Regions from separate parts of the Homo sapiens genome. Here region 1 is linked to region 2. A link is a loop called in an ENCODE intact Hi-C map of the cell type or tissue named here. Cell type or tissue: heart left ventricle. All regions are shown on one strand. Each heading gives the region's core, and the rest is flanking DNA. Links, peaks and the distances in the headings are about the cores only. Region 1 has its middle 110 kb from the start of RBMS3-AS3. Region 2 overlaps RBMS3 (RNA binding motif single stranded interacting protein 3).

What was found. A loop is a pair of places that touch in the nucleus more often than their neighbours do. Peaks named below come from ENCODE experiments on the same cell type or tissue, not always from the same donor. Only the 100,000 strongest peaks of a DNase experiment are listed, where the experiment ranks them.
Region 1: it touches region 2 in a loop (2.7-fold over the local background); 2 of 110 quality-filtered maps call a loop at or near these places.

What each region holds. Positions count from the first base shown.
Region 1 is chr3:29,169,596-29,178,960 of GRCh38, reverse strand. No RefSeq gene overlaps it. Among named protein-coding and RNA genes, the nearest start is that of RBMS3-AS3, 110 kb to the left of the region's middle. In heart left ventricle, for the core only: no CTCF peak of the experiment used is centred there; no DNase peak of the experiment used is centred there; H3K27ac peaks cover 400 bases.
Region 2 is chr3:29,509,469-29,518,833 of GRCh38, reverse strand. All of the region lies in intron 3 of RBMS3 (RNA binding motif single stranded interacting protein 3), which reads right to left. Among named protein-coding and RNA genes, the nearest start is that of RBMS3-AS2, 130 kb to the left of the region's middle. RefSeq lists an enhancer at 2,931-3,548. In heart left ventricle, for the core only: no CTCF peak of the experiment used is centred there; no DNase peak of the experiment used is centred there; H3K4me3 peaks cover 1,048 bases; H3K27ac peaks cover 1,483 bases.

The sequences.
Region 1 (9,365 bases), core at 526-8,525, 340 kb after region 2:
GAAGTTCTCAAGTAGAGTGTCCCAGGACACTGTTGACATGCTCTAGAAAAGTAAGTGCCAAGAAGGTACAAGCAGAGTATTGGTAGTATCTGCTACTAAATAGATGATTCCATGAACTTTTTTGCATCTATCATAGAACTCCAGACACTCACATTTTTATTCTGGGTGACTGAGAGCAAGGGCTCAAAAACAATGGTCAAACTGGCCTGACCACACTGCCATTACAGACTTGCAAAAGCAATACACAGAGGAAGATAACGGATTGGCCAGTAAATACAGTAAACAATGTTCAAAATCATTAGTCATCCAGGAAATGCAAAATAGAGCTACAATAATATACCAGTTCATACCCACAAGGATGGCTGAAACCAGAAAGACTGATAACACTAAATGTTGGTTAGTTATTATAGACCTAAACTTCCCAAATACTGTTCATGGATGGGTAAAATGATACAGCTACTTTGAAGAACTGTTGGCTTACATTTTCTTTTGTTTTGTTTTGAGATGGAGTGTCGCTCTTGTTGCCCAGGCTGGAGTGCAATGGCGCGATCTCAGCTCACCACAACCTCCACCTCCTGGGTTCAAGTTATTCTCCCCCTCAGCCTCCAAAGTAGCTGGGATTACAGGCATGTGCCACCACACCCGGCTAATTTTTATTTTTAGTAGAGACAGGGTTTCTCCATGTTGGTCAGGCTGGTCTCGAACTCCCGACCTCAGGTGATCCGCCCACTTCAGCCTCCCAGAGTGCTGGGATTATAGGCGTGAGCCACTGGGCCCGGCCTGGGTAGCATTTTATAAAATTAAACAGGCAGAGCATGGTGGCTCACACCTGTAATACTAGCATATTAGGAGGCCAAGGTGGGTGGATCACTTGAAGTCAGGAGTTTGAAACCAGCCTGGCCAACATGGTGAAACCCCGTCTCTACTAAAAATGCAAAAAAATTAGCCAGGCATAGTGGTGGGCACCTATAATACCAGCTATCCGGGAGGCTGAGGCAGGAGAATCGCTTGAACCTGGGAGGCAGAGGTTGCAGTAGCCAAGATCGTGCCACTGCACTCCAGCCTGGGCAACAGAGAGAAACTCCGTCTTAAAACAAATAAATAGGCCGGGTGTGGTGGCTCATGCCTGTAATCCCAGAACTTTGGGAGGCCAAGGCAGGTGGATCACAAGGTCAGGAGTTCGAGACCAGCCTCACCAACATGGTGAAACCCTACCTCTACTAAAAATAAAAAATTAGCCGGGTGTGGTGGCGCAGGCCTGTAATCCCAGCTACTCAGGAGGCTGAGGTAGGAGAATCACTTGAACCTGGGAGGCGGAGGTTGCAGTGAGCCAAGATCACGCCACTGCACTCCAGCCTAGACAACAGAGCGAGACTTGGTCTCAAATAAAATAAAATAAAATAAAATATTTAAAAAAGAAAAAGATAAAAATAAAATTAAACATGCTTCTACCTATGACCCAACAATTATACCCCTAGTTATTTACCCAAAAGAAAAAAATATATACACAAAAATATTTTATAAGAATATGAATAGCAGCTTTATTCACAGCAGCCCCAAACTGGAAATGGCCCACTGTCTATCAACAAGAGAATGGATTTTTAAAAATGGAGTACATTTATAAAATAAAATAATCTTCAGATATCAAAAATAAACTTTTGATACATACACAGACATGGATAAATCTTAAAATCATGCCAAATAAAAGAAGACAGGAACAGAAGAATAGATGTGTGTTATTTATTTATATGAAGTCCAAGATGAGGAGAAAATACACAGTCATAGAAATCAGAAAGTGGTTGCTGGGCAGTTGAGGAGTCAAGCAAGGAGAACAAGATAATATTCTAGAGTGATAGAAATGTTTGCTATCTTATTTTTTATGTACTCACATTAGGAATGCATATACTTACCAGACCTCATCAAATTGAACACTTGAGATCTTTGCATTTTATTATGTCTTATTTATATTTCAATTAAAAAGTATATACTGCTATTGCAAAAGACACTGAATTTTCCATGATAAGAAAGGTTAGAGATGGCTCTGAAACTGAAGCCCAGTGATCCCCAAATTCTAATTGTCTAGACTCCATAAAATCTGAGTTCCACTATCTTTCCCCTCCTTGGCACGACCTCTGAGAGCAATGCCAGGGAGCATCTAACAGCCAAAAGGCAGGCAGCCAGAAAGAAGAGCAAAGAGTCTGGATAAAGAGCCTCTGAATAACCAAGAGCTGGCAGCATTATCCGGTGTCTGCCAACAGATCAGGGGTCAGGGCTGCTGGAGCAAGAAAAAATGGAGCACAGCACAAAAGAAGAGGCCTCTTACATGCTTCCAGAAATTACAGAGCTCCAGGGAACACCTGCTGTTCTATCTACTCAGTCAGCACTAGCAAACAAAAGAAAGAAAGGGAGGGGCAGAAGGAAGGTGCTCTAAGGAAAAAAAATGCAATGAGGAAGCAGAAAATAACCAATACTATAAGATTCATAGGCACAATTTAATAAGTGCTAGGGGGAAATAATAACAGCTAACACTTACATGCAACCTACTATCTATCAAATACTATTTCAGTATATTTATACTGTAGTGACTCAATTAGTCCTCATAACAATGTTAAGAAGTAGTTATTATTATAATCTGCATTTTGTAGGTGAGGAAACTGAGGAAGAAAGAAATAAAATAACTTTAAAAGATAAGGTCATATAACTACTAAACTGTTGAATTGGGATTCAAATCCAGGCAGAGACTTCTTTCTTGGATTGGAATTCATGCTCTCAAATATTCTGCTATAATGCTGCTTAGCTTGGGTTCTTCCAAAGCAGATTTTAAGACAAAGACTGGGTTGGGTTTGTTTGTTTGTTTGTTTTGGGGGTGGGGGGAGGTAATCCCAAAAAGCAAACAGGAAGGAAGAAACAGAGAGAAAATGAAGAATCAATATAAATGTGTGTTATTGAGATCTATGTTATAAGGTATAATCCAAAAATATGATTCTAAACCTTCCAACCAACTAAATGGACCCCCTCCTCTCAGCCAAGGGCATTCCAAAACTAACCTGAAACACTAGTTCAGGCCATGATGGGAACATGGGGTCAGACGTACCTCATCGTACCCTCCTCCCTTTGGAATTCAGGTACAACTGACCAGCATTAACATTGAAACAGAGACCTTAAGGCTGACAAAGCAGACCCTTTGTAGCAATAAGATATTAACATGACAGATATCAGGCCCTGAAAGGAATTGAGTATTTTACCCCCAAGTATATTTAATATTGGGTTGTAACAAATATTAGTAACCAATTACTTTTGCACCAACATATTATGCCTAATATTTCTTTGATATATTTTGAAATGGGCCTGCAAATCCATTTCTTGTGGGAAAAATCTATATTCTGTGGAGAATCCCCTTCCCTTTCGAGGTCTTTTCTTATCCAGGAGATAAGTTAACTAAGAGTGTAGCAACTTTTTAAGTTTGATAAAATCATTTACAATCTATTCTCTCAGAAGCTTGCTACCTGGGGCTTCATCTGAATAATAAGAACCTTGGTCTCCATAACGTTTAATCTTAAACCCAGACACTCCCTTCTATTGATTCTATGCTTTTAGGTAAACTCAACCAATTGGCAATCAGAAAATCTTTGAATCCACCTATGGCCTGGAAGCCCCACCCACCCACTTCGAGTTGTTCCACCTTTCCTGACTGAAGCAATGTACATCTTATATGTATTGATTGATGTCTTATATGTCCCTAAAATATATAAAACCAAGCAGTAGTGTGACCATCTTGGGTACATATTAGGACTTTCTGAGGCTGTGTCATGAGCATGTCCTTAACCTTGGAAAAATACACTTCTGAATTGAAGCCTGTCTCAGATACTTTTCGGTTTACAAAGGTAAAGGCCCTGGATCCTGCTGAGGCCTCTGAGAAGTGTTCAAAATGTCACCTAGAATTGTCTACTGAAAGATGAGAGCTAGAGATTTTGCCACTGGGTAAGGGTTGCCCTCAAGGGAATCATCCTGCCAGTACTTCCAAGCTGTGTCTGGGCATGAGAAAACAAGCTCCCTTGGCATCAGAGAAAGCCCATGGGCAGAAAGTGGAAAGGTACACAAGTAAAATCGGGCAGGATGCTGTCAAGTGCTAGGTGAGGTAGAACTGTCCATCATAGTTGCAGCTGAAACCAGAGATGAGCCAGGGATGAGGATGGGGCAATGTGAATCAGTTACTACTATCAACTAAGTAAGAATAATACTTACTTAGAATAAGTATACTAAGAATACTTACTCTAAGAATAATAAGTGCAATGGTTATAATCATAATATCAATATTAATTGAACACCTGCTTCTACAGATCTTTCATGCATTGTCTCTCTGAATCATCAGAACAATCTAATGTTGTAGGTGTTATTATTCACATTTTACTGATGAAGAAATTGGAATGTACAGAGTTCGGGCAACTTGCTTAAGGACACACCAACTAGTAAGGATACAGAGCTAAGGATTAAAGGTTCAAAGGAAACAGAATTATGGTTAATTATCTTATTAACAATCTGTTGTGTCGAAAGAATAAAGCTCAGAAATGTCCTTAACATTTCTGTATTTCTGCACCACATATCCCACTGTGAAAGGGAGATTAAAAGAGAAACCATTATAGGTATATGGTAATATAAATATGTAGAGAAAGTCAATGATCCAAAAGAGCAGAAGATTGTTATAAGATGCAGGAATGGGAACTGCTTGCTGTTATAGAATAATACCATCTTTTCCTGTTGCTAATATGAATATCATGTGATAATGTACTAAAGTTACCTCAGGTTCAGCTATCAGTGATGATGCCATATTTGTCTCCTTTAAAAGTTACTCAGGGCCGGGTATGGTGGCTCACACCTGTAATTCCAATACTTTGGGAGGCCGAGGAGGGCAGATCACCTGAGGTCAGGAGTTTGAGACCAGCCTGGCCAACATGGTGAAACCCTGTCTCTAGTAAAAATACAAAAAATTAGCCAGGCTTGGGGACACATGCCTGTAATCCCAGGTACTCAGGAGGCTGAGGCATGAGAACCGCTTGAACCTGGGAGTTAGAGGTTGCAGTGAGCTGAGATCGGGCCACTGCACTCCAGCCTGGGTGACAAGAGTGAAACATCATCTCAAGAAAAAAAAAAAAAAAGTCACTAAGTCACTATTGGTGAAGGTCCTCAGCAAGAAGAAATTGCAAGATAATTCTAGAACTAGCCAATAAATTTACACTGAAACCACTTTATGTATATTCTAATTAAAAATATTGCTTTAGTCTTAAGGAGAATTTATGCCCTTTCTGGTAAGTACTATTAAAATATTTGGAGTATACTACATATACTAGTAGACCAGAGTATCCTATAATAATTATTGTAGCAGACATGTTTCTGCAGCCTTTGCAGTCCAGCTAGTCCTCTTACAGCTCCCGCTGAAGCACATTTTAATACAAACATGGTTATTCCAGGTGACTTCCCCAACTTGAGTCTGAGTGAACCAGGTAGTGGCCTGAACAAGACTGAACCAATCAGATGTCTTTTCTGGAAATACAGAAATATCATGTGATGAATTATAAATCTCTATAGGGAATTCGAATTAAGAAGTGATGTCAAGGAAAAACTGGGATTTAGTTGTGTGAATGAAGCCACAGACAAAAAAAGTCTGTCTGGGAAGGGATAACAGAGAGCAGGAGTGAGAGAGGCAGGGGTCTGAGACGGGGAGAGGGAGAAAGAAAAAGTATAGACCATAATAGAGATAAGAGAAGATTTTATTCAAAGGTAGTGAAAGAAATGTTTCAGTTCTGGATGGCTTCTTAGTTTTTGGCTCCAGTTTCTTGCAATACCTGGATCCACTACTGATTCTGAGCTCCATAAGGCATTCCTTTATCCAAATATTAAGTTATTCTTTTCTGCCTAGAAGATCTTGAGTAGAAATTGCAATTAAATGACCACTGACTAGGCAAAATGGAAGGAGCAGATGCACAGAAAGAAGCAGAGCTGAAGGACCATGTGGCTCAGAGAGAGAAACCAAGGACTTTCTGGTTCTGATAAGATGTGTCACATGTTTCATAGGAATCCTGTGTATCATTCCAGTGACTCCCGCTTTGTCTTCGCTAGCTTGAATAATTTATATTCCTAACAACCAAATGGTTACTTTTTTTTTTTTTTTTTTTGAGATGGAGTCTTGCTCTGCTGCCCAGGCTGGAGTCCAGCGGCGCTATCTCGACTCAATGCAAGCTCTGCCTCCCAGGTTCATGCCATTCTCCTGCCTCAGCCTCCCAAGTAGCTGGGACTACAGGTGCCTGCCACCACGCCCGGCTAATTTTTTGTACTTTTAGTAGAGACAGGGTTTCACCGTGTTAACCAGGATGGTCTCGATCTCCTGACCTGGTGATCCGCCCACCTCGGCCTCCCAAAGTGCACCGCGCCCCGCCAGTGGTTACTTTTTAGACACTGGTAATCTTCCCTTTTGTTTATGTCTTTTCATTTTCCACTGTAAAATGCATTTATTGTCCTTCATCTTTGGCTTTCAAATCAGCATTTCCACTTCACATTAAGGATTCAGTGACCCTCCATTGAAGATTTTAACGTCGTTTCAGTTCTAAAGCCATAATCACATAAGTAAAGATAAAAAGCCTGAACCAAACATTATACATAAATAATGACATTGTAAGTCAAGAAGTTATTATAAAACACTGCAAAGAATATGTGAGAAAGGCCATGCAGCAGATTCTTAAATATTTGTTTAGAAATATATCATGTATATGTAGCTTCTACTCCAAAAACATAGTGTTATAGGTTTCTACACCTATATTTTTTGTGTTTTTTTTTCCCCATTGTTGGTTTTATTTTAGCAGTATTCATTATGAACATCATGATTTGGGAGAATTAAAAAATGTTTACATACGTGTGTGTATATGTGTGTGTTGTGTGTTGTGTGTGTGTGTGTACTGATACACACACATGTGCATGCATTTTTTTTTAAGTACCCACAATGGACTTTTTGGTAAGCAAATGTCAACATAAAGTTCACGGAGAGGCTAAACGACTTCCTGTGTGTGTTTATTTCCCGTACTGCCTGTGAGGAAGTCTAAAAAGAACAGTTTCTACCCAACAGCTCTCAGAGTTTCAATAGGTTTTTCAAAGTTACCTCCCCACCCCGTGCCCCAAGCAAAGGATTCCCACTATGTGGTTTCTAAAGATTTCACTTACAACTTGCTGAATACAGAGCCTGAATGGACAGTAAAACCCATACCAAACCTCTCTTTGCACCCTGTGTGGGACAAGTGGTTACTTTGTTCATTTACAAAGGCCTAAAAAAGAGAGAGACAAACTGCCCTTATGGTATAAGAAGCTTCTTTCAAATAAATCCTTATAAAGGGATCTAAATCATGGCATTCAAAAGGAAGGAGGCTGCACAAGGAAATGGGTAGAAACTTTTAAGTTCTTCTCATACCCTGTCACCCCGGAGGAAGAGAAAATATATCTTCTCTTCTTTGACATTATCTTTTGTAACATTCCTCAAAGATGAGTCTCTAGCTTGGTCTCCGTAGATTTGCTTCTCTGAGGAAAGTCAGGCTTTTTTGTTATTGTTATTGTTACTCCCTTGACATGGGGATTGTCTTTATTTTTCCAACATCACTTGTTTTATGACTTGTAAACATAAAGTATCTGAGTGAGCTTTGCTTATCAGAGGCCCTTTTTATCAAATAATCATAAAACATGGTGCTTTCTGGCACTTAATTTTATTGTTATTGTCAAGCTTCAAAACTTCAAAGGGTGGAATGTGATAGAACATTTTTTGTGCTCTAGAAGACATGTTTTAGGGCTCTTGCCAGCCATGCTGTGCTTCCAGAGCTCCCACTGAAGACTGTCCCTAGACCAGCAAGGTTATACCAGGTGACCCCTCCTACTTACATCTGCTAGGACCAGGGAATCTCCTGATCTGCTTTGACTCCTCATATACTGTCTCCTAAAAATTGGGAATTGCCACTCAGTGACTAGGAAACCTCTATTAGGACACAATAAGAAGAAGCTCTGTCTACTATTAAATACTAATTATTACAACGACTCAGAGTTCTTCAGAGATTAGAACAAGGGTTTCTGGCATGAATGTGAATGGAGAGGCAATTTCAAATTCTGCCAGTTGCTTTAGCTGGGAAAGGATAGGTAGGTGTTAGACTTAAAGCCTAGACACGAATTTTAACCATGCCCATTTCTACTTAATGATCCTGAGTAAGTCACTCCAAAACTCTGCACCCTCCCCTCATCTGAAAATCCCTGGCTCATTGGGTTACTGTGGAAGTTAAAATAAAATGAGGTATGTGAAAGTATCTGGTACATAGATAATATTCCATAAAAGCATGTTGAAAAAGAGAACAGTAGAGAAAAGTTGTTCAGAGCGCAGGTTCTGGGGGCTGACTGCTGTGATCAGCATAATGCTGCTTACCCCCAGCTCTCTAATTTTGATAAACTCCTGTACCCTTCCTGTGCCTCCCTTTCTTTATCTGTAGAATTGGACTAATAATAGAACCCACCTTCTAAGATTGTCATTGGGATTAAATAAGTTAATAAAGCATATAATAGAGTTTCTTGTACTCATTACATGATGTTAATAACTATTATTGAATTTAAAAGCTACTATTATTTTTTATTCTTAAAACAATATAAACATATAACCTTGTTTACGGACAGAAATTTGTGAAAGCCTTGTCTCCTCTCCTTTTCTACTTCCTTCCCTTCCCCCCCTTCCTCTCTCTCAATTTTCCTCCCTCCCTCCTTCCTTCCATCACTCTCTTCCATCCTCCATTTCTTTCTTTGTTCCTTCCTTCCTCTCTTTCTAAATGAAAAAAAAAGTAGCATAGGCTAATTTCTTTACATTTGAGTAATTGATTCTAATACTCATTTTCCTTTTCCCTCCTAAAAGTTACTCTACAGCTCATTTCTGGCTCAGTGCACATTCAATGAACCCAAGCACACTAGTGCTCCTGCGTGAGTGTGTGGAAGATAAAGTCATACAGAACATCCCTGGAGGACAGTCCCACAGCCCCAGAGTAACTGCGACTGAAATGGGCTGATTCCCCAAAATGAAATTAGCCTATAAAAATGACGATACATTGAAAACGATTCTTACAAGTCTTTTAATAGTTTAACATCAAGAGGTAAGCTAGTTTATCTGTTTTAAGAGAAATGTCAATGCTAGACCATAAGTGATGCTAGGGCAGGAGTTAATAATCTTATCTCTGCACCTAATACCATGTCTGGTACACGATGGTCCACAAAAAAACCTATTCATTCATTAAACATTTAATGGGGCTGGCAGCGGGCCAGATACTGTGTAGAAGCTGGGAGTACAACCATGAGAA
Region 2 (9,365 bases), core at 444-8,443:
TTAATTCTTTATAAGGGAAGTGGATACTTTGCTAGTTGAGACACAAAATTAGAATGTCATCTCTGCTACATATTAACATACAGTGTATAAGTAGACCTCTGCCTTCAGCAAATTGCAAACTGTGAATGAGCTGGAATATTGTACCAAATTTAAAAAATGAATAAAGAAAGTGGTATGAAATGTGTTGACGAGATGAAAATGGCTACTTAAACTTTAGACATGTCCTGCCAAGGTGAAAAGAGAGTTGCTAATTGATCCTGAAAACATAAATGTTTTCATATTCTTTTCTGTTAAAGGATGCACCTTTAATAATGACCTTCTTTTACTATACAATAGATCAGGAGATAGCCATGCACATTTATTAACAATAAAATCTCTGTATATTTCCTAAGGCATTTTTATTATTTACATGTCCACACATGGCGCTGGCTACTTTACTGACTAAAACAAGAAATAGAAGCATTAGTTTTGTACCCAATGCCATGACATGATAACTCATAAAATAACAACTGTTCTATCTATAAGTTTCCAAAAGACATTAATTTCTAAGTGGGTATAGGCCCACAGAAGGAGGGTGGATATTGGTTTAGTATTTCTCCAAATTTAACCACAAACAGTTGCAGTTCTTGACAGTAATACAGGTGCTAGCTACACCCAATAACCTGTGCTTAGTACAGTATCAGGCACCTAATGGTCACTCAGTATATACCCATGTGCATGTGAATGAATGCCCTGCTCTCAGAAAGAGATAAGAGGTAAGGATTATCTAAAAAATGTAGGCATTGTGAGTTACTCTTACTTATGCACAACAGGCCTACTTTTTGCCTTTTTAGCTACCCTAAGATAAGACAGTTTTACAAAAGCTACAAGAATGATTATTTAGGGGGAAGAAAAAGGTTATAAAGAATTTCTGAGGAACAGGAAATAAAATAGAAAATTCAGTGACTTCACTTAGAACTTTACTCACAGTATGTACCCATTTCCTTGACATTTTTTTCCCACAACTACAATTTTTGTCTTTCAATAGGTTTTTGATCTGCCTTGACTTCTATATGATTTCTTCTCTTAACTTATTGAAAACATCTTCTGTAAGATAAAACAGCTAACAAAAACCCAGTATTCCCCCTAGGTCTAGAAAATCATACTGTCCAATAGAAATAGTGGACAGTAGCAGTAGACAACTGTCTCTGCAAGAATATGAGATCATGTAGGGCCGGGCGCGGTGGCTCACGCCTGTAATCCCAGCACTTCGGGAGGCCGAGGAAGGCGGATCACGAGGTCAGGAGATCGAAACCATCCTGGCTAACAAGGTGAAATCCCGTCTCTACTAAAAATACAAAACAATTAGCCTGGCGTGGTGGCAGGCACCTGTAGTCCTGAATACTAGGAAGGCTAAGGCAGGAGAATGGCGTAAACCTGGGAGGTGGAGCTTGCAGTGAGCCAAGATTGCGCCACTGTACTCCAGCCTGGGCAACAGAGCGAGACTCTGTTTCAAAAAAAAAACAAAAAAAAAATATATATATATACACACACACACACACACACACACACACACACACACATATATGAAATCACCTCACATACACAGATGAGAATTTCATGTTTTTCTTTTCTTTTTTTAGAGACATGGTCTCGCTGTGTCGCCCAGGCTGGAGTGCAGTGACGCAACCAAAACGCTCTGCAGCCTTGACTTCCTGGGCTCAGGTCACCCTCCCATCTCAGCCTCCTGGGTAGCTGGGCGACAGACACGTGCCACCATACCCAGATAATTTTTTGGTATTTTTAGTAGAGATCGGTTTCACTATGTTGCCCAGGCTGTTCTCGGACTTTTGGGCTCAAGTGATCCACCTGCCTCAACCTCCCAAATTGCTGGAATTACAGGATTGCACCACCATACCTGGCTAGAAGTTCATGTTTTAATGCATTTATTGTTTCAACATGTACTGAACACTAATGATAACCTAATTGCTAACTCAACATCTCCTTTCATTCTTAAATCTTCTAAGGTATTTGATACTGTTGAGCATTTCATTTTAAAAATATTACTCCTAATTTTTGTGATATTGCTCCCCTTTCTCTGATATTTTCAGCTTGCTCTTGAAAAGTTCCTCTCCTTGGCCAGGTGTGGTAGCTCATGCCTATAATCCCAACACTTTAGGAGGCTGACGTGGTAGGATAGCTTGGGGCCAGGAATTAGACACAAGCCTGGGCAACACAGTGAGACCTTCTTAGGCATGGTGGCATGCACCTGTGTTCCCTGCTATTCAGGAGGCTAAAGTGGGATGTCTTGGCTACAGTAAGCCATCATTGTACCACTGCACTCCAGCCTGGGCAACAGAGTGAGACTCTGTCTCAAAAAACAAAACAAAACCAAAAAACAAAAACAAACAAAAAAAAACTTCCTCTCCATAGTCTTCAGGCTTTATGCCACTCTATGTGTTTTCTTAGTGATTTCATCAACTTCTGTGGTTTAGATTATTCTGACACTCAGATCGTCATCTCCTGACCTCTAGGCCTGTTTATATCAACTTACCAAATTTTTCATCGGATGTCCTAGAAATACATCAAACTCAATATATCTTGAATCACATGTATTATTTTATTGGTAAAAACTGATCTTACTTGATTCTCCACACCTCGGCTAAAACGATCATCACAGATGCAGTTGCCAAAGTCAGAAACAACAGTATCTTCCTTGATCAATCCCCTTCCCAGCCTGCCTCATCTTATTGGTCCCCATGTCTTCCTGATTCTCATTCCTAAATCCTGTCCCCACTTTATCTTTTGTACCCTTAAAGTCCCTGGTCCATGTCCTCTTCAACTCTCACATAAACAATTCCAATATCAATTTTGACGGAATTCTCTTCCCTACCGGCATTCTGTTTTGGCATGTGCCTAGGTATAAAAACTACTATTTCCAACATCATTTGGGTATTAAGAACCCACGACCATGTTACAGTTTGGGGCCAATTATAAAAGCACAAAGCTTTTGAACAAGGACACACTCAGCTGGCACTTGTCTTTTGCCCTTTAGCCTTCCTGGTCTTCCTGCATGTACTGCAAATGTAATGCTAAAGTGGACTAGCTCTCTGCAACCACAAGGCAAAGGCAGGAAGTGAAAGGTACACACCAAGTGCTGAGTGTCTAGATGGAGTCACCCTACTGCTCTGGATTGCTTACCTTCAGTCTCCTTCTTATGCGGTGTGAAAAACAGTTTAAGTCAGTGTTTAGTCATTCTTTCTATTATTAGCACATGAATGCAAGAGAAAGGATACATCCTTCCAGCCTGTCTTCCTGCATCTAGCTTTCTTCCTTCTTTGTCATTCCAAATTCTTTGCCAGAATCGACTTTCCAAAATATTACTCTGGCCATATTATTTCTTCTGCCTATAAACCTCTCCTTGGTTTCCATTGCCTTTATAACAAGCTCTTTACCCTAGCCTTGATGCAAGACCCTTCACCATAAGACGAGCTTGCATTCAGATTATATCACTTACTGTTTCCTTATGCAAGCACTGCACTTTGAAGACATCAGAAAATGTCATGCACTTCAACAACTTTCTGCCATTTCCATGCTCTTTCCTTTTCCAGGTAAATCTTTTCCTGCTATCCCTGCTAGATAAACTTACATTCATTTTGGAGAGCAAAGCTCAAATACTACCTTCCTCCTGCAGCTTTCACCTAAGCCTTTTCCAAACTTAAGGTCGATTTGACCACTTCCTCATTCTTTCTAAGAGCATGTTATTTACAGCACTACTGCATAGTACTTAAGAGCATATATTTGGGAACTTCCTGGACTCTATCAGGCTCTGTGACTTTGGAAGCTGATTGATCTTGAACATAGTGGCTCATTACCCTCATCTGTGAAATGCTGGTAACGTTGACATCTACCTCGAAGGGCCTCTGTAGGATTAAATAAGACATCTGGAGTTATTAGAAGAAAATCTGACATGCATAAAGTACTCACTGACAGTTAGGTATTATTTTTAGCTATTATCCTCATATTATTATATATATGCCTATCATATATACATATATATGCCTATCATATATATATATGCCTATCGTATATATGCTTATATATATATGCCTATCATATATATATGCTTATCATATACACATATATATGCCTATCATATATATGTATGCCTATCATATATATATATATATATATATATATATATGTGCCTATCACACATATATATATGCACCTATCTCTCCTCCCCTTGAGCATTTGGGGATAAATCGCTTCCTTTTTCTTATCCTCAGTGTCAATCACAGTGTTTTTCCAAAAGTACATGTTTGACAAATGTTGGATCAAATCACATTAGATTGAGCAACTCGTATGTGTAAATCCCATTCAGTGCTAAATGTCAGGTTACTAAAGTTCATTTTAATATGTGTTGCAGATGTTAAATGAGAAAACTACTACCAATCCCCATCCAACCCAAATCATTCTTGTCAAGAAAGCTTTTGAGATAGAGGAGCGACTACCTCTAAGGAAGTCTGAGTAGCTTTAGGTTGCCAAACATGGTGAGAGAGCATTCTGCCACATAAATTCCCCAGAGACGAATATAGGGAAGTACTAAAAATTTTAGAAGAATGGAGAATTGTGTCATTGCTACATCCTTAACAATGTTTAATTCAGACAACAGTCCCTGATTTTTTAAAGTGTGTAATAATCCCTTCCTTACATACTCTATGTTTTACCAATCTATTATATGCTTCCTATTCTAGGCTACTTCACGTTTAAATATAAATCAGTGCCTTCAAACATGCCAGGCACTGTGTTAGGCACAAGGAATAGAAAGATTAATAAGATTCTCCAGCCTGGGTAGAGAAAGCAAGGGCAGAGAATGCTTTAGAGAGTTATGAATATGATTCTATTTCCCCAGGGCATGATTGTGTCAAAGGAAGTCAGGAGTGTTGAATTTTGAGACCACATCCAACATTTTATTCATCTCAGCTATGGAAAAGCTAGGCAAGAAGGAAAGTATAGAATGAAATTAGGAAAGGAAAAGAACACATTTTTATAAGCTTGACTGTGGCCCAACAATATTTTTTTTCAAATAGAAGGCAACAGAAATGGGCAAAATATGTGGTGTCTCGCAAAGACAAATTTTACAGGCACCCTGCATACTTCTCACAAACTCTGTGTCCTCCTCCCAAATGAAATTATTATATATATAGATCATTCTAAAAGAACTGAAGAATCCTGGCAGGGTAATTAATGAATGACAGATCAGTCACCCATGTGAAAAAATAAAATGTGGCAAGAAATTATGGCTTTGTCAAGAACTTTGAGGTTTTTAAACTGAAAGCAATTTGTACAGTGACTATTGTGACCATACAACTTCCTAATCTCAGTTCCCATAAAGTCTGGGTGGGGGCCAGTTGGAATGGTTCATCTCAGTTGCAGAGATATCGTTCACAGAGGAAATAAAAGGATTTTAAACACTGGAGTCATTTCCTTTGGTTCTCAGGTCTTTGGTTAGTGATATCTTCGGCTCAATTCCTGCAGCCTAGCTTAGAAAAATAACGAAATCTGTTCCCTGAAAGGTTTTCCAATCAAACAAGTACAGTTTTCAACTCAAAACATTTAAGTCCAATAAAAGATTTTCCTTTGCCAGAGGGTTCTAGGAAGACTAACACCTTTCTAAGGTTCAGACTGCTCTCTAACAAGTTACATAAAAATCCGCCACCAGTGTAAATGTCAAATGCGAAAGGATGTGTTCAGGAGAGAGACCTATATAATCAAATCTCTAGCTGCTCCTTTGGAACTGCTGCTGAGGGGTCTTGCTGAAAATAATAGGGCCCTTTTATGACACATAGCACAAATGGTAATAGCAAGTTACCTCTCAAGTGGAACCTAAGAACTCTGGAATGGTTACCTGAATGTGGTGAGAGCAGACAAGCAGCGCTTTCCAAATATATCCTTCAGCTAAGGACTTTTGGAACTGCTGCAAGATTATAAAGAAAGGATAGATTGTTGGAATTTTCCTCTGCTCATATATATGCATTCTAAATGCCAAGGTTGGAAGCCCAGTGCACACAGTATTGTTCACATGCCACAGAATTTGAAATATTAGACAGCCTTTGTCCCAGATTGATCTACAAGGAACAGGAAGTATTATGGCTGTACCACCGCCGCTTTTTGTTTGGTGTGGGTTATTTCGTTTTTATTTTCCCTGAAAAGTCCTTAGTAGTAATCCTCAAGTCTTTGGGTCAGTTTCTTGATGAAAAGAAAGTCATAAAGTAGGATGGATCAAATATCAAATGGAAAATATAAATAAATAGAATTATGTTTATATCCTGATATCAAATCTTAAAGTTTTAAGACTTTTTAAATTACTTATTCCAGATATATTTGTGAATACTTATAAATCTTAATTATTAAATTAAAGAAGGATTAATGCAACATTTATAATCTCTAGATAATAATTTAATTCTAACTAATGTCAGATGAATCAAAATTTGTTCATTGCACTTATCACATGCTGCAGCTAAATGATAAATTACTGTTTTTAAAACCTTTTTCAAATGCCTAAATCCAACATTTAGAAATCTTTGATATATTTATTTAGAATTAAATTAGTATAAAAATGACAGAGCAGTCCTCTGCTTGGTAAATAATCCTGACTAACTGATGAAAAATAAGGAAGACCACCTTTTCATTGTGCAGACTTTCCCATTTTTTCTTTCTCTTGACTCTTATTTTTAGTAAATCTGAATAAAGAGTCAGAAATGATAAGGAAAAGGAGGCTTTTACTAAATGTGTCAGAAACACCTAGTGTTTCTGAAACCAGAAAAGGGAAAAAATATTAGTACCATAACATAAGATTTTAATTGCATGCAAATTTAAACCAAATGTTACTGGGAACGCTTGCCTTTTACTTTCTAACTTCTTCTCTCCAGGGAATTCCAAACCCAGGAGCACAGTGTTAACAAAGTGGCTCTGAATATGAACAGAAATGAAATTTCTGTTTTCAGTTAGTCTTGTGATACATATGCTTTCATTTTTTTCCCAAGACACAATTGGATCCTTCAACTTTAAAGTCATAATGTGAAAATCCCATTTTTGTTATTATTCTTATAAATGGTGAAGTGGTTGAGTAATATTCTCCAAATAAAGGCAAAAGGGGTGTTATTCTTTATGTATGATGGTCCTATGAGTAGGGTCCATAATTTTAATTATTTGTGCTGATTCAAACTCTTTTGCCTGGCTCCCCTTTATTTCCAACAGCAGACATTGGCAGTGTTGGGCTAAATATAAAGTTGAGGTCTTTTGACATGAGTTAGAATCAGTAGACCCAACATCGTGACTCACAGAGGCACCAACAAATACCATGGAAAAGTAAAACTAGTTCTCCACATGTTATATACTGAATATTAAAGTGACACAAAACACCCACGCACAGAACTAGTTTTATGCTATCGCCTGTTCATATACCTTATTAGGATCACTGTTAAATTTGAGAATCACACTTATTTTTAGAAATTTGGTTTAAAATAACCTTTTTTATTTATTTTATTTTATTTGAGATGAAGTCTCTCTCCGTCGCCCAGGCTGGAGTGCAGTGGTGCGATCTCAGCTCACTGTAACCTCTGCTCCTGGGTTCAAGTGATTCTCCCGCCTCAGCCTCCCAAGTAGCTGGGATTACAGGTGCATGCCGCCATGTCCCACTAATTTTTTGTATTTTTAGTAGAGGCAGAGTTTCACCATGTTAGCCAATAGGTCTTGATCTCCTCACCTAGTGATCCACCCACCTTGGCCTCCCAAAGTGTTGGGATTACAGGCGTGAGCCACCACGCCCGGCCAAAATTAACTTTTTATTTTAATCAGTTCTCATGGCATCTGTTGAAAGATTTTCTCCTTTATCACTAACCAAAAGGAAACTCAAATCTTTTCATAATAAAATATTTGTAAAACATGCAGAATAGATTTTAGCACAGAGTGGGCACACAATAACTTGTAATTTTAAACAAGAGAAATGCATAGCATCTGCTCATATCTTTATAGGAAAAAATAAACAATGCTAACATAACTAAAGCAATGCTGCAAATAGTCAACAATATTACAAATTGAGCATCCCTAATCCAAAAATCTGAAATCCAAAAGCTCTAAAATTTGAAATGTTTTGAGTTGCTTATATGATGCTCAAAATTCATGCTCCAAGAAAATGCTTATTGGAGCATTTTGGGTTTTGAGTTTTTGGATTTGAGATGCTCAATTAGAATGCAAATATTCCATGATTTGAAAAAAAAATCTGAAATCTGAAATACTTCTGGTCTCAAGCATTTCAGAAAAGGGATACTCAACCTGTATCATATGGTACATTATTTGACATAGGCAATAGAAAAGGGACTTTACCAAGAGCTAACCTAGGCAGGGAACCCTCTATAAAGTAAGTAGAATTTAAGTTTGCCTAATAATCTAAGTCAGGTTTAGAATGGAAGAAGAATAATGAGCTGGAGTATGAGCTGAGTAAAGACTGAATGGTGGTATAAGTATAGCGCGTTGGGAGAGTAAAGTGACTGGTCTTCTTGGTGTCAAAGATACATATTAGAACAAGGTGAAAATCACTATGGGTTGATCTATGATATCAGTGCTCTTTAAATCTATACTGAGAAATTCAGACTTGATAAAGAATGAAATAACAAGTCACATACAGGTTTGAAGCAGCCAAATGTTGTGATTAAAGCATTGTTTAAAGAAGCAGTGTATCTGCAAAAGTATGGAGTCCACAGGTACTTAATAAGAAATTGTGCTTATTCCATCTCTGTGATAAATGGCTGCAATTTTATCCCAGTTTCTAATCACAGCCAAAATCACATGCATGATCATTTTTTTGTGCTATAACCATGAATTGAGAATCTGAGATGTGGTTAAGCCATTCATCATTTTATTCTTTTAGACATGCATTGGACAACTACTTCACGTGCAAAGCATGTGCTAAGCATGAGTGAACAAGAAATGAATACGATACAGTCCTTTGTTGTTGTTCTGAATAGGTGTACAATTCTCACTCTTGATAAGCCCATAGTTTAAGTGAAACATGAATAAAGAAAAATCACTGATTATACACAGCTTGCTAAATTCTGGGTATACTTTTGGGAGAACAGACTTGTATTAAGGGATATAGAGGAAGGATACCAAAGGCAGCTTGGGCTAGCGTGGAAGGCACAGGGAAAGCTTTGAGGAATTTATCAGCTGAGTCTCGCAAGTCAAGGAAGAGCACACAGGCAGCATAAAAGAGGGATGACATGTGAGACATTAAATACCCAGGCTTTAAAACAAAGCAGACCTGAATTTATATCCCAAATCTGCTATTTCATGTTATGGCAACTTAGGCAAGTTCCTTGTCT